Linked DNA regions of Mus musculus: regions 2 and 3 are each linked to region 1. A link is a loop called in an ENCODE intact Hi-C map of the cell type or tissue named here. Cell type or tissue: left cerebral cortex. All regions are shown on one strand.

The links. A loop is a pair of places that touch in the nucleus more often than their neighbours do. Peaks named below come from ENCODE experiments on the same cell type or tissue, not always from the same donor. Only the 100,000 strongest peaks of a DNase experiment are listed, where the experiment ranks them.
Region 2: a loop joins it to region 1, with 4 times the contacts of the local background. A loop is called at or near these places in 4 of 42 quality-filtered maps.
Region 3: a loop joins it to region 1, with 2.3 times the contacts of the local background. A loop is called at or near these places in 3 of 42 quality-filtered maps.

Annotation. Positions count from the first base shown.
Region 1 is chr1:165,119,256-165,121,755 of GRCm38, reverse strand. No RefSeq gene overlaps it. Among named protein-coding and RNA genes, the nearest start is that of 4930568G15Rik, 29 kb to the right of the region's middle. In left cerebral cortex, a CTCF peak has its summit at 1,203 (motif pointing right); DNase peaks (open chromatin) are centred at 1,221, 1,729 and 2,204; H3K4me3 peaks cover 357 bases; H3K27ac peaks cover 827 bases.
Region 2 is chr1:164,688,554-164,691,053 of GRCm38, reverse strand. No RefSeq gene overlaps it. Among named protein-coding and RNA genes, the nearest start is that of Dpt, 110 kb to the left of the region's middle. In left cerebral cortex, a CTCF peak has its summit at 1,444; a DNase peak (open chromatin) is centred at 1,522; H3K27ac peaks cover 1,593 bases.
Region 3 is chr1:164,786,814-164,789,313 of GRCm38, reverse strand. No RefSeq gene overlaps it. Among named protein-coding and RNA genes, the nearest start is that of Dpt, 8.6 kb to the left of the region's middle. In left cerebral cortex, a CTCF peak has its summit at 1,480; DNase peaks (open chromatin) are centred at 1,344 and 2,220; H3K27ac peaks cover 1,653 bases.

The DNA.
Region 1 (2,500 bases):
CTGAGTGTTGCTTGCAGACATGTTTCTTCTGTGGTTGTACTCAGTAGAACATCTACCACCATCTACAAATCTGTGAAGTCAGTTCCTTCCTCCCATTTTTAGGAGGGTTCTGGGAATTGAACTCAGATCATCAGACTTGCATTTACCCACTGAGCCATCCCACCATCCACATCTATCTCCTCCAGACACTAAGCTTTGATATTTTTGGGTGCCATTTAAGTGGACACCTCACATCCCCTCTCTGTGTGTGGTCAACCTAAACAAGACTTTCTCCAGGACTTGACTCTTAGATTCCCTGGGATAAATCTGTGGAAAAAATTTTTGAATGAAATTCTACCACATGGTACTTTATTAAACTGTAACAGCATATACCACAGCGAATATGAGAAGCCCAACTCAGTATCTTCTTACACATTAACAGAAGCACAGGCCACAGGGAAGTTCCAAGAGCAGTCCGGGCCAAAAATTACTTTCTCAAAAAAGGGAATCGGTTTATTCATTAACTCCCGGTTCGTGGTAAACCAAATTGATCCAACGTCCTGCCCCCTATCCTTCTGAGGAATGGAAGTTCATAGCTTGGTTATTAAAAGTCTGGGGGAGGTCTTGTGCGAATGTCCCTAAGCTGGGGCTCTGTGTCACAGAGGACAGCCAGTAATCCTCGGACTAATTTTCAGCGAAATCATCATCATCGTCATCGTCATCGTCATCACCATCACCAATTTCTTATTCGTGTTTGCTTTTAGGTGGTTGAGGGGGTTCTCTCCAGGCCCTCGACGGGGAAAAGTCGGGCACGGAGTCTTCGCGGTGTGCATGTCAGGGCTCGAGTGGAGACCTCTTTCTCTCCCTCTACAGCTTAGGTTTTGGAGCCGTTTGCTTTCCGCGGGAGACTGTAGGGCCTGAGAAAAAGCACACTATCTGTTCCGTGCCTCTTCCTCCCCGACGTAGTGGTCAGGGAGGGCGCCCTGTGAGGAAGCGGGTACTAGGTTTACGTGATCTAGGTAGGATCCTCTAAGATCTGCTGAACCTGGCCTGCCCTGGTGATGGGTAGCTGGGAAGGCATTAGACCCAGCTGTAAATGTGTAATTCTCACCCTTGAACCAGAGCCAACCATGTTCCTCAGAACTCTGCACAAAATCATCTATGCCCACCGCATTGCCCGCTAAGCTACCGCAGTTGCAGCCTCTAAACCGATACACACTCGCCGCCACGAGGGGGCAGCAAAAGCCCGGCTCGCCAACATCCCGCATTGCGTAAAGGCCTCCTGCTGCAGAACTTAAAAAAAAAAAAAAAAAAAAAAAAAAAAAAAAAGATAGAAAGAAAAGTGATGCAGCATAATTTTCCTTTTTAGAGAAATCACCATCCATATAAGGCTCGCAGCTTTAAGGTTGTGGAGTTAACTGGTACAGCCTGGATGAGAACTGTGTTCTGGTTTAGGTTAGGTTAAAAACAAAACAAACAAACAAACAAACAAAAAAAAAACCAAAAAACCAATAAACAGATCCCCAAAGCAAACCACCACTTCTGTATGAAGCATCTTTGGGGAGACTGTTAATTCAGTAATGGACCAGGTGCTTTACTGCTGACAATTCAGTATAGGAAAGACATGCCAGAAGCCCAGGGTGTGGCTTTCAGAGCCCCTCTCTGCCTTCTTGGCAGGGAAGAACATGAAGACTCGGCTTTGGAATTTGGAATTTGGGAGTTCTTGCCGAGACTAAGTGAATCCCAGGCAGGTGTCAGGACGAGGGGGTGGAGCAGTATTCTAATCCAGGATGAGAGGTTCTGGGGCCCCTCTGCTCCTTGGGGAGGTGGTGGGTTGAACGGATGCAAACGCCATACATAATAGCCCTGTTGCACGGCTGCCTCCCAGAGGGAGAAGAAAGGATTGGGACACAGGAAGTACAAGTCTGCTAAGGCTCTGGAAATCTGGGGTCGGCGTCCAGAGACAAAGCGGCACAGACCACCAAGTCCTTAGAAGTTGGGAGCTCCACCCTATTCATTCCCATCCCATATCATCCTTACCTCCCCCCCTCGCCCCGCCCCCACCATCCCTGCTTCCTCCCTGTATAAGCTGCTATTCCAGCAAGATTAAAAAACAAACACAAACCAAAACCCTGGTGTCAAAGTCTTTTAAGAAGCCAGGCCATGCCGGTTAAAGCTGTCACCTCACAGAAGTGTTCTTGCTGAAGACCAGTGCTTCAGCTTGCTTGATGGCTGGCTTAGTCACAGGATTCAGAGGCTCCAAGGAACCAACACAAAAGGCCTTTTGCCATGGACAGGAAGCAGGGCAGCTGCTGGCAGATGCTTCTTCTCTCTCCCATTCTCCCTCTCCTAAGGGCAGGAAAGTGCTGGAGCCCCGTTTTTCCCTCTGTATGGCTCTGTGTGGACAGCTTTCGGGGTGTCCTTGTGAAGTGGGGTGACAGTATCTGTGTTCTGAGTCCTCCCGTCTCCCTTACCTTCTCCGCATCCAGGCTGTTGGGATGAGAGAATTTAGCTTCTCGTT
Region 2 (2,500 bases), 430 kb after region 1:
ATACTGTTGAGATTTCATGGGTACAGCTCTCCTGTCACATCTAGAGACACTATCTAGCAGCAGGGATCCTGGTCCTTTACTCATAGTCTTTCTTCCTCTTCTCCCATGATTTTCCCTGAACTTAAGATGTAGAGATTAGGATTGCAGATGTAACAGTCATGGCTGAACACCCAGTGGTCACTTATTCTCTGAATTTCAACCAGTTTCAGATCTCTGCAATAGTCTCTATCTGTTGCAAAAGGGAGCTTCTTTGATGACGAATGAGAACTACACTTGCCCATGGGTATAAGGATATGTATTTAGTTAGTTAGAAACTATATTGACTTAGGGGAATGGAAGTTTTTTTTTTTTAATCAAATGGTTCAATCCTATTGTTGAATCCCAACATTTATTTTTATTTGTTCTTTCCGTTGGATTTAATTAGCTGTTTTTGATTTCTCAGATACTGAGTTTTAAATTATGAGTTTCTAGAGAAACTGATCAATCTTTCAGTACAAGGGAATATCAGTGCTTCAGAAAAAAGGTTTTTTTCCCATTTTTTTCTATCTTTTATGTCACTTTTTAACTGTTACTTTAAGTCACAACCATGCTGCTCATTGGATGGAGAGCCTTGAACAAATCATTTTCTTTCTCAAGAGTCTGTTCCTATCAGAAAACCCATTGCTATGCATTTCCATCCACTTCAGGGACTGCTGTACTGTGAAGAAGTGCAGGGAGGAAGGCCAGCATCACATACACAATAGCTGGGTCTGAAGGACCCCAGCAGAAACAGCAGAAGAGAGGCGATGAGAATCCAAACCTGGTTCAAGTACCTGAGCTCAAGTGGTCCTTCTTGGTGTGGAAACAGGGCTGCTTTGTTAGGCTGTTCACTAAGGTCTCCACCCAACAAAGGCTCCTCTCCTCTCCCCATCCCAGAAGAACTCTTGATCCTTCTCTTTGCTTGTACTTTCTACTTTGGCTGTGGGAAATACCACTTCCTTTTAGCCAAAGAGGGGTGTCATTGGTCTTACGTGAGTGTTCTCTATAGATTATTCCATTCCTAGTGCACATGGGGCCAAAATCCCTGAGGACTTGTTAGCCATTACTGAGAACAAAGTGAATCTCTAGAACTCAAGAATAAGAGAGGAAACTATCTATGACTTGCCTTTCTCCCATGTTATCTCTTACTCTTGTTAACTAAAAGCCATTGACACCAAACCTCATCATAAAATTGGACAGAGCTCAGTTGCAGAAACCATGGACCTGGGGAAAAACACAGCCCAGCTGAAGTAAGAATAGATAAAAGAAGGAAAAGCTTTCTCTATGGAATTCCTGGTTTTAGACTAAGATGAATTTGCATAGCGTTCTCTTGGTGAGATTTACTGAAAACCTGCAAATGATGGTGTGCTTAGAAAATATACTCCCTCATCTCTGTTGCTGCCTCCGATGGAAGGCAGGCTCATCATCTGTCTGTACTGGCAGGGGCTGCTGACACTCTGCATTTCTCTACCACGGTATTTAAATGAATCTCAATAAAATCAAGATTCCTTTTATATTGAGATTACTCATCGCTCCTGCCTTCCAACCTCCTAACATTTTTCCACCCCCAGAAGCAGTTGTACCCAGTGGGAGGAGGGAATCTGGGACAAATTACTTTGTCATTCTGTGCCTTTCTGTCCCCTGTACATGGGAGAATAATCGTACCTCTCTGTAGATTATTCCTTCTGTTACATCCTCCCCCAACATGTCATAATTCCCTTTCTTCTCAGGCATCACTTCTGTGAGGAGACAATGGGTATCTGTACTTCCCAAGACCTGTAGTCTTGAAAGCATTAACTGTGTCTCGCTCTGATCACACTATTGCTCACCTCTACCACAACGCCTAACATTGAGTATACAGTTTTGCCTGACCCCAGGACAACAAACACAGTCAGTTCCCACTATCCATGACAATCAATCTTCACAAAGTCACTGCAAGCAATGACAACTGATGGCTAATGACAACTGATGGCTCCAAGAAGACATGCCGGGCTAGATGCCTGTCTGGTCACATTTCTGTCACCTGATCAATACATAACCCTTTGATTTTGATTAAAGAGACCTCATTTGATATGCACAGGAATTATGTTTACTGACATTGGGCTCAGAGCCATTTGCTCTTGCTCAAATAATGTCCTTCCAGCTCCAAGGTCCAGCCTCCATTCAAGTTTGAGTTCTGAGTGGAGGACTGTCCCTCCTCCTTTCCTAGTCTCCCCCTCACTTGTTCAACTCCCCCACTTCCTTCCAGGTCTTCCAAGTCACCATATATCATTGTCCTAGATGGATTTCTGTTGCTGTGATAAACACCATAATCAAAAGCAACTTAGAGGAGAAAAAGATTTATTTCAGCTTCTACTTCCACGTCATAGTTCAGCACCCAACTATGGTCAGAAATGGAAACAGAAACTTGAGGAAAACACTACCCCCTGGTTCTCTCTGACTCAGGCTAAGTTGGCTTTCTAATACAACCCAGGTCCACCTG
Region 3 (2,500 bases), 330 kb after region 1:
TGAAGTTCGCAATGAAGAGCATGCTAACAGAATGTCCCAAAGAGAGTTCTGGATTCAAGAATGGGAAAATTGGGGAGGGATAGTAAACAACCAGAAAGCGCTCCTGTGATGCCATTCCATGACAAATCTCCTAATTCAAGTCACCTTTATAATAGCTCAAGCTTAATTGTGTGTGAAGTAATAACAGTACCTTTCACGTGTGCATCATTTTATATAATACGTATAGACACCACATAATCCAGCAGGCACCAGAGAAACAAGAAATATATATTCTTCCCTGGGGATTAATATGATCCCAGTTCATATTTGTGTTCCTGGGCACAGACTCCACCTTTCATCATTTCCATTTAGTTGACGTATAGGCTTAGGTTTTGAGAGGTTCAGTGATGTTTACAGTTAGAGAACAGTGGGTGAGGAGATCTTCACATACAAGCCTATGCCGCTAGTACAAAAGATCTTAAAAACACTCTCCCATTTATTTATTTATTTATTTATTTATTTATTTATTTATTTATTTAGATGATCAATTCCAATGTATTTGTCAGGTCTCTCAGAGGACGTAACACCTTATTACAGGGTAAGTATCTCCTTTAGAGAACGAAGGTGGTCCATTCCAACTTCGGGAGAGACAATTCATATTATATTTACTGACTCCGGCCTTCTGATCATCCTGAAGATGAGATGGATAAGGCTAGAAGTTACTGGAAGAAGCGCTCACCTCCCACCCCTAGGGAGGCCAGTCTTTCTATACCATCATCGATTCTGTCTCCTGTTGTTTCCGTTTGCAGAGTACTCTGATCACATCTGGCTAAGACCCACACCCACGCTCATGACCCTTTAACTATGTGTACACATTCTCGCATTGGTCTACTTACTCCCTTAACACCTTTCTACAATGTGCTTTACATCAATGGGTTTAAATACGGTAACTGGTCACCAGAGAATCTTCCTGTCTTTATCAGCTTGACACCCACCACATTTTCACTCAAAAGAATTACACTGAACTAATAGACAACCCTGCATCCCTGAAGAAGTAACTGAAAGACAGATTACTAAATCCCTGATCAGCTTAACTGAATGAAGTCCTTCAGCTGGCACCCAGGAACCTGCCTCTTTAATGAGCTTTGTGTTGGCTGTTAGGCACACTAAGGTCTAGGAGCACAAACTACAGTGTGTGTTTATTTCCTGAGATTATTTCTGGTCTTCCCAATACAAGGCAGAATGGGGAAGAGCTCCTCTGCCAGTGTCCCTGCTGTTGGTCAAAGTACAGCCATTCCCGTGGCTCTCAGAAGCAGGCCACCTGTCTCCTGATCACACACCACCCACGCAGGCAGTGACGGAGCAGAACTGAGAACTGCAGCAGAGGCAATAGCTCAGCCTGCCTGCTGTCCCTGTCCCTGTCCACAGCCTGGAGCTCAGCACACTGCACATTAATGAGTCCTATTTTCTACCGCAGCTTCTTTAAAAGCTGCAATATTAACACCTACCGAAATAATTTAACTCTACGTCAGTAGGCTGCCTTCGTCTAAGCAAGAGAGACATTTTTACTGCTTTGCCAGAGAAATTTAACACCCTCCATCTGTGTGTGTCTATGCATACTTATGCACTCACACATACATACCTATACTTTTGTTTTTATCATGAGAAGCAAAGGACACAATCCATGTAACATGCTTAGAACAAAGCCAGTCACTAAAACAGAAATGAAAAAAATCTGTCTTTTCTTCGCTTTCTAGATGTCTTTCCTTTCCTGGACTGTGCCCTGGGAGATTTTTATGTGTTGTCTTTTATGCCCTGCTATCTTCTGGCTCCTGGGTGGTCTTGGTCGACCAGAAGTCCATCAGAGTCTAGTCAAATGGACATGCAGGTTGTAGGGAGTCACAGTAACAAGAGACAGAAGCAATGGCTTGATGGGAAACTGGCCTCCCTGGGGGCAGATGCTTTTTCCACTAACTCGGAAGCAGAGTGTTCTTTTGTAACCTCAAAGCCTACCCAAATGACACATCTCCAACAAGGCCATACCTCCCAATCCTTCCCCAAACAGTCCACCAGCTACAGCCCAAGCATGCAAACACATGAGCCTATGAGGGCAATTTGCATTCAAAGCACCATGTCCCTATGTTTTGGGTCAGGCTTCCCTACTACGCCCTGCAAATCTTCCTTGTGCCTGAAAATCTTCCTGAGCCAAACACACCACGCCCACCTGCTCGCTTCTGTTAGTGTGTCTGGCTGTCATGCACACGTTTATACTTGCTTTATTGAATGTCACCTTCACATTCTTCAAGGAACACGTCACCCCAACTTTACAAATGAGACCATTGATGCTTAAAGGGAAATCTGTTCAAGGTCACCCAGCTAGTGGTTAGGATGTGTTTGGAAGTATTTCAGGACACAAGGCTTAGACTCTCAAAATAAAAAATCTCTTAGGATTGCATGTGGGGGGTGGGGGGACTCATTCTGGAGACTCACGTTGATTATTCCTAGACCCAGTCACAGACTG